Regions from separate parts of the Homo sapiens genome. Here region 2 is linked to region 1. A link is a loop called in an ENCODE intact Hi-C map of the cell type or tissue named here. Cell type or tissue: lower leg skin. All regions are shown on one strand. Each heading gives the region's core, and the rest is flanking DNA. Links, peaks and the distances in the headings are about the cores only.

Region 1 (5,369 bases), core at 125-5,124:
AATCCTAACTTCTTTTTTTGTAAAATACTGAAACATCCAAAGCACTCCAAGTTTTCTATTAGGGAGGCAAAATAACTATACTGTTAGAATCATGGGCAACGATATCATAAATTCCTAAAATAAAACCACATAGGGCCGTTATTTCAAATTACATAAAACTTGTCTTCTAGAAGAATTCGACCAAATGCCAAAGTTCTTAAGATCTGCCCCACTTCCCAAACAAGGGAAACTGAAGACCTCGACCAGCACCAGGGCCTTCCGTCAGCTCCTGATACAGGAGGGGCTCCTGGATTTTGTTTCCCCTTCTTGACAATACAACATGGGACTGGGTTCCTCATTTGACTCGGTTCATTTAAAGAATGATCTCAAAGAAGAAAGGAAAATCAATGACCCCTTTAGGAAATGTAGTCCAGGGTGGGGGTGGAGGAAGCATTTCAATGACAAAAGCCAAACCTCAGTCATAATGCAGATCCCTGTCTAACAGGTGATCATTGTTTTTTTTTTCTATTACAGGCACTCTGGTCTCCCGCCTACCCCATGCAGGATGGCTATCCCCATGCAGAATGGCTGTGACTTTCAAGAGAGTCCCCCAAGGGAGGGTCCCAAGATCAGGGGCTGGTAATGGGCCCCACCACAAGGCTACGCTGCTGGCTTTTGTTTGGAACAATAGCGCTCCCATGATACCTCACTCTTGCTGACAATATTGGTAATACGGGAGCATGAACACAGCTGTGTGTAAATTACACACACAAACAGATTAGATCTGTATATTTATAAGGAATACAAACATACTAATAGCTCATTTACATACACAGCTGGATACAATGGGCTGCATGCAGAGGGGAGTTTGAGTTCCAAAGTATTTCTCTAAAATTTTACAAAAAGAAATGCTCAGATTACTGCTAACCCAGGCTGAGACTTCTGCTCCCCCCACCCCCATGCAGTATGTCCCCCGAAATAGAGTCCTTTTCATCCTCGTTTGTGATATTTGAGATGCTATGAAGGAGAAACCTCAACAAGTGCTGTTAGATTTCACTTTTATTATTATTTATTATTATTTTTAGAGACAGGGTCTTGCTCTGCCACCTAGGCTACAGTGGTATGATCACAGTTCACTGTAACGTGGAGCTTCCGGGCTCAAATGATCCTCCTGGCTCGGCCTCCCAAGTAGGTCAGACTACAGGTATGTGTCAGTTACCATGCCCAGCTAATTTTAAAAATATTTTTTTGTAGAGACGGGGTTCTCACTATGTTGCCCAGGCTTGGTCTTGAACTCTTGATTTCAAGCAATCCTGCTGCCTCAGCCTCCCAAAGAGTTGGGATTATGGCATGAGCCACTGTGCCCAGCCAGATCTCACTCCTGTAGGAAAAAAATCAATATAGGATAATTTTCAGTTAAAAAGATGTATATACATACGAAGAGGGAGACCTACTAAAACATCTGTTACAACAGCATATAGTAAGGCAGAATCTTTGCATTTTCAAAATGTTTTCATAAACTTTATTTGTTAGAGCAATTTCAGGTTCACAGCAAAACGGAACAGAAGGTATAGGGATTTCCCATATAGATGGGTCTCTGGATTTTTCAGCTAATTTTGAAAAATAGGGAAAAGAGCAATCAGCATTTTGTGCTCACTACAGTAAACCAGGAACACAGGCATCAGGAGAGCTGGGCTCTGATTCAAAGGCCTGATTCTAGCAAGGCCTCACAGTTTACTTCCGGCTAGCCATGAACACTCTCTGCGCCTGAGGTTTTCGTGGAAAGACAGCATCACAAGTACTCAAATGTAGCGTTTAAAAGTACTAACTTTTAAAATGTTGAATGTTCCAGTAAAACAGTTAAAGAAAAAAAAAGGTAATAATCCAACTAAGTAAAAATATTAACTTATACATATCTGGATAGATGATAAGCTCATTACAGGCCCTAATTTTATTATTTAAAATGTTTACAACAAAACTCTCTAATTGATATTCTCCCTCTCTCTCTCTTTTTGCCTTGATATGGTTTCTATAAACTCTTGGTTTAAAAAAGAAAAAAGGTCCATTTCTGAGGCTTGGGTTTACTGTACTTACAGTTCCACCAGTAAATCGTCTCCCAGTCTGGGCTGGAGAAGCGCTGGCCACGGTTTGATTGCTCCAGCCCCAGGTTGCCAGGCAACCCACACAAGGGGGAAGTCTGAGAACCGCTGACAGATAGCCAAGTGGCTGAAACAACAGACTTCTCTCTGTCAAAAATGTGTTTGAGAGAGCCACTTGCCCACCTCTGCTCTCTGCTAAACACTACATGATTGTAAAATCAAAATCAAAAGGCCACTGTAATAAAAACACACTTCCTGCTCAATTACTAATTGTTCTAAAGCTGTGGGGAGGCCCAGATCCTACAGTGTATGGCAACAGAAATGCGATACTGTAAATGAGATAAAGCCAGCAGCATGCAAGAAACCTGATCTAAATGCATCTCCGTAGCTTCAAGTCAGGAGAGCTGGTGTGTGGAGGAATCAACTGCCTAAGAAAACACCAGGAAGAAAATAATGAATGTCAAGATGTTAAAGAAACAAACCAATCAATAACTACGAAGCTAGAGGTCAAGACTACTTAGTAATAAAACCAAGAACATTCTCCATTGTTTTGAAACACAATCTGGAGGCAATGAAAGTTTTCTCCCTCAGATGGAAAGGAGGAGCAAGAAAGGTCAATGACCCTTGGGAACCACACCCCCTGGCGGTTCCAGGTGGATTCCCTGATACTTGACTGTAAATGGGATTACAGGAAATAGTAGCATCCTTAGGATAATGCAGGACAATAACAGGTCTGAGAGTCTAATGCAACATTTAAAATACCTATGGTGTGAGCTGGGCACAGTGGCTCACGCCTGTAATCCCAGCACTTTGGGAGGCCGAGGTGGGTGGATCACCTGAGGTCAAAAGTTTGAGACCAGCCTGGCCAACACAGTGAAACCCCGTCTACACTAAAAATACAAAAAATTAGCTGGGCATGGTGGCAAACGCCTGTAATCCCAGCTACTGGGGAGGCTGAGGCAGGAGAATTGCTTCAACCCGGGAGGCAGAGGTTGCAGTGAGCTGAGATCGCGCCATTACACTCCAGCCTGGGCAACAAGAGTGAAACTCCCTCTCAAACAAACAAAAACAAAATATCTATGGTGCATGTACCAAGCCAGTAACATTGTGCCCAACACCAACTCTATGCAGCATCCTTCCATGAAACCACTGTATTGAAACTGTCATCTTGGACTCTGGAAACTATTTGTAGTATGTGGAAGGGGCCAGCACTGAGTGCACAGTTCTTTATCTCTTCTGTGCCATGGACCCTTTGGCAGTCTGGTAAAGCCTGACTCCTTCTAAAAATGGTTTATGGCCAGGCACGGCTCATGCCTGTAATCCTAGCACTTTGGGAGGCCGAGGCAGGCGGACATGAGGTTAGGAGATCGAGACCATCCTGGCCAATATGGTGAAACCCTGTCTCTACTAAAAATACAAACAATTAGCTGGGCGTGGTGGCGCATGCCTGTAATCCCAGCTACTCAGGAGGCTGAGGCAGGAGAATCACTTGAACCAGGGAGTCAGAGGTCGCAGTAAGCCGAGATCATGCCACTGAACTCCAGCCTGGCGACAGAGCGAGACTCCACCTAAAAAAAAAAAAAAAAAGGCTGGGCACGGTGGCTCCTGTCTGTAATCCCAGCACTTTGGGAGGCCGAGGCTGGCGGATCACCTAACGTCGAGTTTGAGACTAGCCTGGCCAACATGGTGAAACCTCGTCTCTACTAAAAATACAAAAAAAAAAAAAAATTAGCTGGGCATGGTGGTACATGCCTGTAGTCCCACCTACTTGGGGAGGCTGAGGCAGGAGAATCGCTTGAACCCAGGAGGCGGAAGTTGCAGTGAACCAAGACCATGCCACTGCACTCCAGCCTCGGTGACAGAGGGAGACTCCATCTCAAAAAAAAAAAATAGAAAGTATGCCAGAGTAATATAACTGCTCTATGAACACACTAAATAACAAGAGCTAGCAGAGGGTTTTCTTTAGCTCATGCAGGTTTTTTGTTTTTCGGGGGGGTGGGGGGGCTGTTTTGCTTTATTATGTGACCTCAGATGATAAACCCTTGGAGGGCAAGGACAGCAAGTTTTTCATCATTCAATTTCCAGTGCAATATGCAGCCCGGTTTCCTGCCCCAAGCTCCTAAGCTAGCCCTCGTCACACCACTAGCCCAGCTCCTATGGGGGCGTGGGTTTCCTTGACTCTCCCAGTGCCCAGAAGTGGGCCTGGCATATAAGATGTGTAAGACCATAGTCCGCAAAATGGGATGTATGGACACAAAAGACATTTTTTTCCTATGTTCTCTTTCCAACAATCCATCAGCCTGAGAAGGCACACGCTCCTGTGAGGGGATGCAGCCTCTCTTCTTCTATCCCCACCACTGCCCCCCTCTCACTTCACAAAGGCAGCCTCCTCTCCCCCGCTCCCATCTGGAAGGCTACCAGGCAGCACTGCCCCAGGGGCACTGAACAAGGGGACAATTTAAAACATTGACACTGGTGCTGACACAGTGCCTAGCTCTGAGGTCAGGATGAGAAAGACTCCACAAGTCAGACATTTTCTGATTCTCTGCTTTCAACAAAACACAAGGAGGTCCTAGTGGAAGTGTCATCTGATAGATTGCGGAAAGTCATATCTGACGACAAATTATACTTTTGGCATTATTATGGAAAGAATTCAAATAACTGAGTGACACTGTAACAAAACTATCATTCCCATCTACTTACTCACATAAACAAGGTTTCTGGGCACTTACGTGTTTAAAAAAACCATACAATTTATTTCCAATAAATGTTAAGCAAAAATGAAAATTATATCAACATTTACATTATTTCGTTGTTTTCATCAACTGTGCTCTAATAATTATAATTTGAAAAAACATTTCTTCTATACTTAAGAGCTTTATTATTAAAGGAAATAACCATATGCCCGATTTCAATACACACACTTTTTGTTGCAGGGAAGTACTAAAGGTCAATCGGACACTGGACTTTCAAACATAAAATGTATCATCTTAGTATAAAGTCCCTGGGGAAGTAGAATGGAAATAAAAATTAAAGGGGGAAAAGGATAAGATGCAACATTGGACTGCTTTTAAAAAATGAACTTGTCGGGCATGGTGGCTCACACCTGTAATCCCATCACTTTGGGAGGCTTAGGTGGGCAGATTACCTGAGGTCAGGAGTTCAAGACCAGCCTGGCCACCATGGCGAAATCCTGTCTCTACTAAACATACAAAAATTAGCCAGGCATAGTGGCGCACGCCTGTAATCCCAGCTACTCAGGAGGCTGAAGCAGAATTGCTGGAACCTGGG
Region 2 (5,369 bases), core at 255-5,254, 74 kb before region 1:
TCTAATGGATACCAAGGGAGGACTGTACTTGGCTCTGGAGGGAGCCGTTCTAACCACTCCCCACACTTTCTGAGAACTTGGGAAGCTTGAGGCAGAGGTGGCCCCCAAGAGTTGGTGCTCGAGCCCCCTTCTCTAGGCCCCCAGCCTTCGGTCTGCAGCCCCTAGGCCAGGACAATGCTGGTGTCCAGACAGGCTCCATGAATGAGCTGCATCCTCGTGTCTGAGGGAGCTGATCACGAATACCAGCAAACCAGTTTTAATGTGAGGGAGGGACAGAGTAGGCCCTACTATCCCCCCAGCACCTGACCTTGGCCGACTTCTTCACTGTCTCTGCTTTACTGTCATTGCTGGAGGTACTGGCAGCGCTGGGGGAGTTCCGGCCGCTGGAGCGGATGTCTTCATTGATGGGTGAGGTGCGACCATCAGGGCTGGCTGGCTGCTTCTTCCGACCACTGCGTAGTGTCGACATCTGCCCACCCAAACCGAAGACTGGTGACACCAGATTCCCAGTCCCCATGTGGACCCACCTGAGCCCAACCCACAGGCAGAAGCCTGAAGGCACACCCTATCAGCCTCTCAGCAAATCCCAGACCTTGGCAAACAACAGGCCGCCCTGCCTGTCCCTGGCTGCATGAAGGTCGGTGTGGAGCTCAGGGAAGAGGTGGGGAAATCAGTGGGCTCACGCCAGAGGGCGGTTCTCAAACCTAAAGCACTCATCCCAAGGGACTGTCCTGAACAACGTGTGCTGGAAATGAACCACACTTTCTGAGCGGCAGAAAGTCGCCTGGGGCCATCTTTAAAGCACCCTACACCCTTTCTGTTTATTCCTCATAACCGTCCATTCTCCCAACCAAACCAAATGAAATCAAACACTTGTGGATTTAATCTGACAGGACAGGAAGTGACCCAAAGAGATGAAGCTGTCAAGTAAAGCAGCTCAGCTCCCCAAGCCGCCAAGCGCTTCAGCATGTTTCTGCAAAGCCATGAGGGCTCAGAAGAGATCAGGAGACAATGGTTCTGGCTGGTTGACCTGCTCCCTTCTGAGTGAGCGGGGGCCGGGCTGCCAGCAGCCTCAACGGCATACAAGGGGCAGAGGAAAGTGGATGGTCCCACCCACCTGCCAGAAGGGGCCATAAGGGAGGCTGAAGGGAAAGACCCTGTCAGTACCCTCAGCCCCAAACCTGGAAAAAGCCTCTCCCAAAGTCCCTGGCACATTTCCAACCTAGGAAACAAAGTCTCTTTATGGGAGGAGCTATGCAGTGAGCAGAAAAATGTATCGGAAGTTTCCAAAACGGGATCAAACATTTAAAAAAAATCACAAACACACTAACACAAAAGAGCCTGCAAGTTTAAAATAGCAGAGATTTGATACAATGGAAGTGACACCACAAGCAGCAGCCTTGGAGAGCAAGAGGGGCCTTGGAGAGCCTGCACTGAGCCAGAAGCTAAGAGCTTGCTACAAAACCCAGAGCAGGATGCCACCCTGGGGCCCCTCGAAGGAGAGAACAGAGAACTCTTCCCAGCCCACAGGCAAGCTACCGCCTCGGGCAAAGCAGCTCCCCTCCAGGACTTTGTCTGGTAAACAAGACTTTCGCTTCCTCCCCCTGGGAGGCTCAAGCCCCCACACATCCCAGGAAACTGAAGAAGTTGCCAGGAGCCCCATGGCCCCAGGGGACTCACCGAGCCCCGACTCCGCCGTGTCCTCATGCTATGCTTCCCACTGAGCCCATCATCCTCTTCCTTGACGGGTTTGAACATAAACGGTGGCGGGTCCACGGGCTTCTCAATGGGCGGGAGCTCACCGTATTTCTTGAAGTGGATGCGACAGTCGGTGCAAAGCAGGATGTTCTCCCGGCCTCCGTGGTGCCAATCTTTGGAGGCTGTGTGAGGGAAGTGGTGGGGGCCAACCTTGGAAACCATCCCTCTCCCTGGGGATGTCTGGGCAGAGGGGCCCTTCTGTGGGCTCTACCCAAACCTGATGCCACCAGCACCATGCAGCCCTGGGCCCCAACACCCCAGGGCTAGTGCTGCCCTGCTCCCCCAAGGCCAGGAGAGGGTTTCAGGGGCATCTGCTGCCCACTTCAACTTGGGGTGCCCAGGAAAAGCTGGCAGCAAGCTCCTGGGAACTACAGTGTCAACCCCCCAATCCCACTCAATCTGTCCTGCCTACCAGTCAGTATTCCATACCGACTGCCAAGCAGAGGAGTAAAGTAAACTAAACATTTCTAACTTTCTCGAATCCCGAAGCACAATGCAAATGTCAAATCAAGTACTGTCCCTGGCAGGTTTCCAGCTGGATGCATGAAATGTTCAGAACATGGAAGTGCTTGTGCCCCCGCCCCGCCCCAGGAGCGTGACGAGGCCACTTACTGGTGGTGAAGCAGTGGCGGCAGGCGTACCCCTTCAGCTCCTGCTCACTGTCCTCACTGTCGAAGTCATCTTCACTGGCTGAACTTAGGTCCACTGGGCGTGGCAGGCACATAGTGGGGGTGGGGGAGACACCATCATGCTCAGCCAAGGCTGGGCCGGTGGGGTGGGGGGGAGGGGGGAACACCTGTGACCTCTGGCCTACTGCAGGTTCTGGCCACCAGTCAGAGCGGCTGGGTGCACAGGCTGAGGTAGGACAGTGTCTGCAAAGGACCACTTCGAGCTCCTCAGTGTCAGTCACCAGGACAGAGGGCCTGTGTGTGAGGCGCCATACCCAAGGGCCTGCCCTGCCACTGATGCCCGTAACGGGTGAGTCTGAACTGGGACAAGCGCGTCCATGCTGCCTCCCTCCCTAATACGCCCAGGCAATCCTGAGAAATTCCAACTTCACCGAGCGCCCCCAACCCGTCCTGCTAGGTGATTTCTAGTCGCCTGCATGCGCAACACCGGCGCCCCTCAGGTTCAGCGTCCCGGGCCAGGACAGAGCTATAAGGCACTTTTGCTACACCCCAGTTTTTTAGGGGTGAGAAGGTGTGGGCTCCAGCATCATTAGATTGTACATCATACTGGGACCAAAAAGAGGATCTTGGTGAAGCAGGAGGAAAAAGAAGAAAGTGTTAATCTGATCTTCTTACAACCAAAAGTGCAATGAGAATTCAAGCAGGACATCAAGTACATCATCTGTCAAATGGAAAACCTTCCCAGGACAAGGCCAAAAACATCCCAGGCCAAGACGTGTATTTTTTGTAAAAACCTAAGATGATGTTGAGTTTATGAGAAATATTTAAATGTACAAATAATGTTTTAAAGTCTCCCTCCTGAATCCTTGTCCTGCTCCCCGCCCCCACCATCGGTCTATGTTTAGGTCAGGCTTCACACATGCACTGGAGCACGGGTGCACACCCCCTCATGCTTCCCGGAGCCATCAGCTCCTACGGGCCCAGAGTGGGACAGGCTGCCCGTGAACAGTCTCCCCTCCGCCCACTGTGATGCCAAGACCCCTACTCACAGAATTCACTGGACGGGGGTCTGGAGGGTGTGTTGACGGGTGTGGACGCGGTGCGAGTCTTAATCCTCCTGAACACGGCCTGCCTGCGGTGCCTACGATGGGCTCGGGAGCTGGCTGCTTCGGGGGTCTTCTTCCAATAGTAATAGAAGGTGATCAGCTCCCCCTGCAGAAGAGAAGGGCTGACTGTGGGGGAGGGCCTGGGGCTTTTCCGTGCCCCACGCACCCTCTCTGCCACAGTGGAAAGCTGGGTGTTTAACAGCTGTGCCAGAGATGAGAATAAAGACCAGTCGCTCCTGGAGTTGGGAGAGGAACTGGGCTTGCCCAAGAAACAGCCACTGAGCTGCCCGTGGACTGCATGAATGGGGCCCGCCTCCTCAGCCCAGCACAGCTTGACTTCCAGACACCAAGAACAAGTACTTGTTGGGTGTCTGCTATGTCAGACCCCACCGCTGTTGTACACATGGGAGGTACACATCATCCACAATGGACGAAAAGGAGAGAAGATTCCTGCCCACGAGGAGCTTACATTCTAGCTGTGTGTGCACGTGAGTCTGTGCATGTGTGTGAACACAACGATGCTTTCTTTACAGTAATGCCAGTGAAATCACACAGGTGTGAGAAGGAAATGCCCGGCCAGTTAGACTCCCCCAGAAACAACCAACCAACCAAAGCAAACTGCCCAGGTGGTGAGGAACCAGGGCCAAACAGAAGGTGGGGAAGAACAGAGACCGCATGCTCAGGAAACTGCTCCACAGCCTCCACCTGGCTCCATCTGAAGGCCCACATCTGACATGCCGGCACGACGTCCAGAGGCAAGGACTGGGCTTGGCAAAGAAAGACTACAAGAGGACAGACACACAGTGGTGCTGATGCAAAGGTGAAATATCACACACCACAAGGTCAGGCTTCTTTTCATGGCCCAGCAGAAACAAAAGCAAGATACCTTTTTGGAAATATAGCAAATGTAAGCTTTTTAAAGAAAGGGCACTTTGGGCACCCCCAGCCCTCAGGGCGCTGCAGGCTGCCATCTCACCCTACACACAAAAGACGATTTCTTAAACATCCCAAGATAAAGTCTCTTTACCTAGAACTGAAAAAAAAAAACAAAAAAAAAAAACAAAAAAAAAAAACCCAAAAAACAAACACAGCCAAGTGAGAGAGCACAGATCACTTGGTTTCCCTCTAATTAAATCAACACTGTAGAAAGTCTATTAGCTTGGCGACTAGATGCTGGGAGTTGTCTTGGAGGTACCTGCACCCTCACTTTGTCTCATCAAACACTGTCTTGTGAATGGAGGAGGCAAAAAGAGAGAGGGGAAAGTGAGAGAGGGGGATGGAAAGACTAGTGTTGGAAGGACTAAAATAGACAAACCAAACAAAGACATGTAGCTGCCACATGACAAACTCACCCATCAGACCAGATTTCATCCAAAACACCCCCAGAGGAAATGGCCTCAGAACACAGTGACAAGAGAGGTGGGCAGATTTTAGGTGGTGGGGTGGCTTCCGCAAGGCAGGGGATGCCGTGCCTTGAGTACTTGACTGCCCACAGCTGCATCTTATGCCTGGGCATTTTTGTAAGAAGTGGGACCACGGCTGCGGTCCCTAAAGGAGGGCTGGAATGCCTTGAAGGAGGGCTGACTGGCCTATAAAGCCCATCACATGTATCTCCTGGAGCACTGGACGTGTCTCAACCTCCCCAAGCACTTAACACTTAACAAATTACTCCTGATCACCAATACCTAGCAGATGAAGCATAACCCCAGGCCAGCAGGGCCAGGGAGCCATCTCGGGACAAGCACACTCATGTCCCTACACGTATGTGCATGTGCCCACCCCTCGGTTCCATGAGATGGTAACTGAATGATAAGGAGAAATGCAGATACTGCCATTGGAATTTCTGACTGGCTCCTCTCCCCCATGCTAGTCTAGG

The links. A loop is a pair of places that touch in the nucleus more often than their neighbours do. Peaks named below come from ENCODE experiments on the same cell type or tissue, not always from the same donor. Only the 100,000 strongest peaks of a DNase experiment are listed, where the experiment ranks them.
Region 2: a loop joins it to region 1, with 3 times the contacts of the local background. A loop is called at or near these places in 2 of 110 quality-filtered maps.

What each region holds. Positions count from the first base shown.
Region 1 is chr1:8,436,941-8,442,309 of GRCh38, forward strand. All of the region lies in intron 11 of RERE (arginine-glutamic acid dipeptide repeats), which reads right to left. Among named protein-coding and RNA genes, the nearest start is that of RERE-AS1, 15 kb to the left of the region's middle. In lower leg skin, for the core only: no CTCF peak of the experiment used is centred there; a DNase peak (open chromatin) is centred at 2,156.
Region 2 is chr1:8,362,376-8,367,744 of GRCh38, forward strand. It overlaps RERE (arginine-glutamic acid dipeptide repeats), which reads right to left. Exons shown (of 23, transcript NM_001042681.2): 13 at 3,437-3,599; 14 at 2,371-2,463; 15 at 1,681-1,880; 16 at 308-469. Among named protein-coding and RNA genes, the nearest start is that of SLC45A1, 47 kb to the left of the region's middle. RefSeq lists enhancers at 2,286-3,256, 5,082-5,369 and a silencer at 4,965-5,134. In lower leg skin, for the core only: no CTCF peak of the experiment used is centred there; DNase peaks (open chromatin) are centred at 1,716 and 2,338.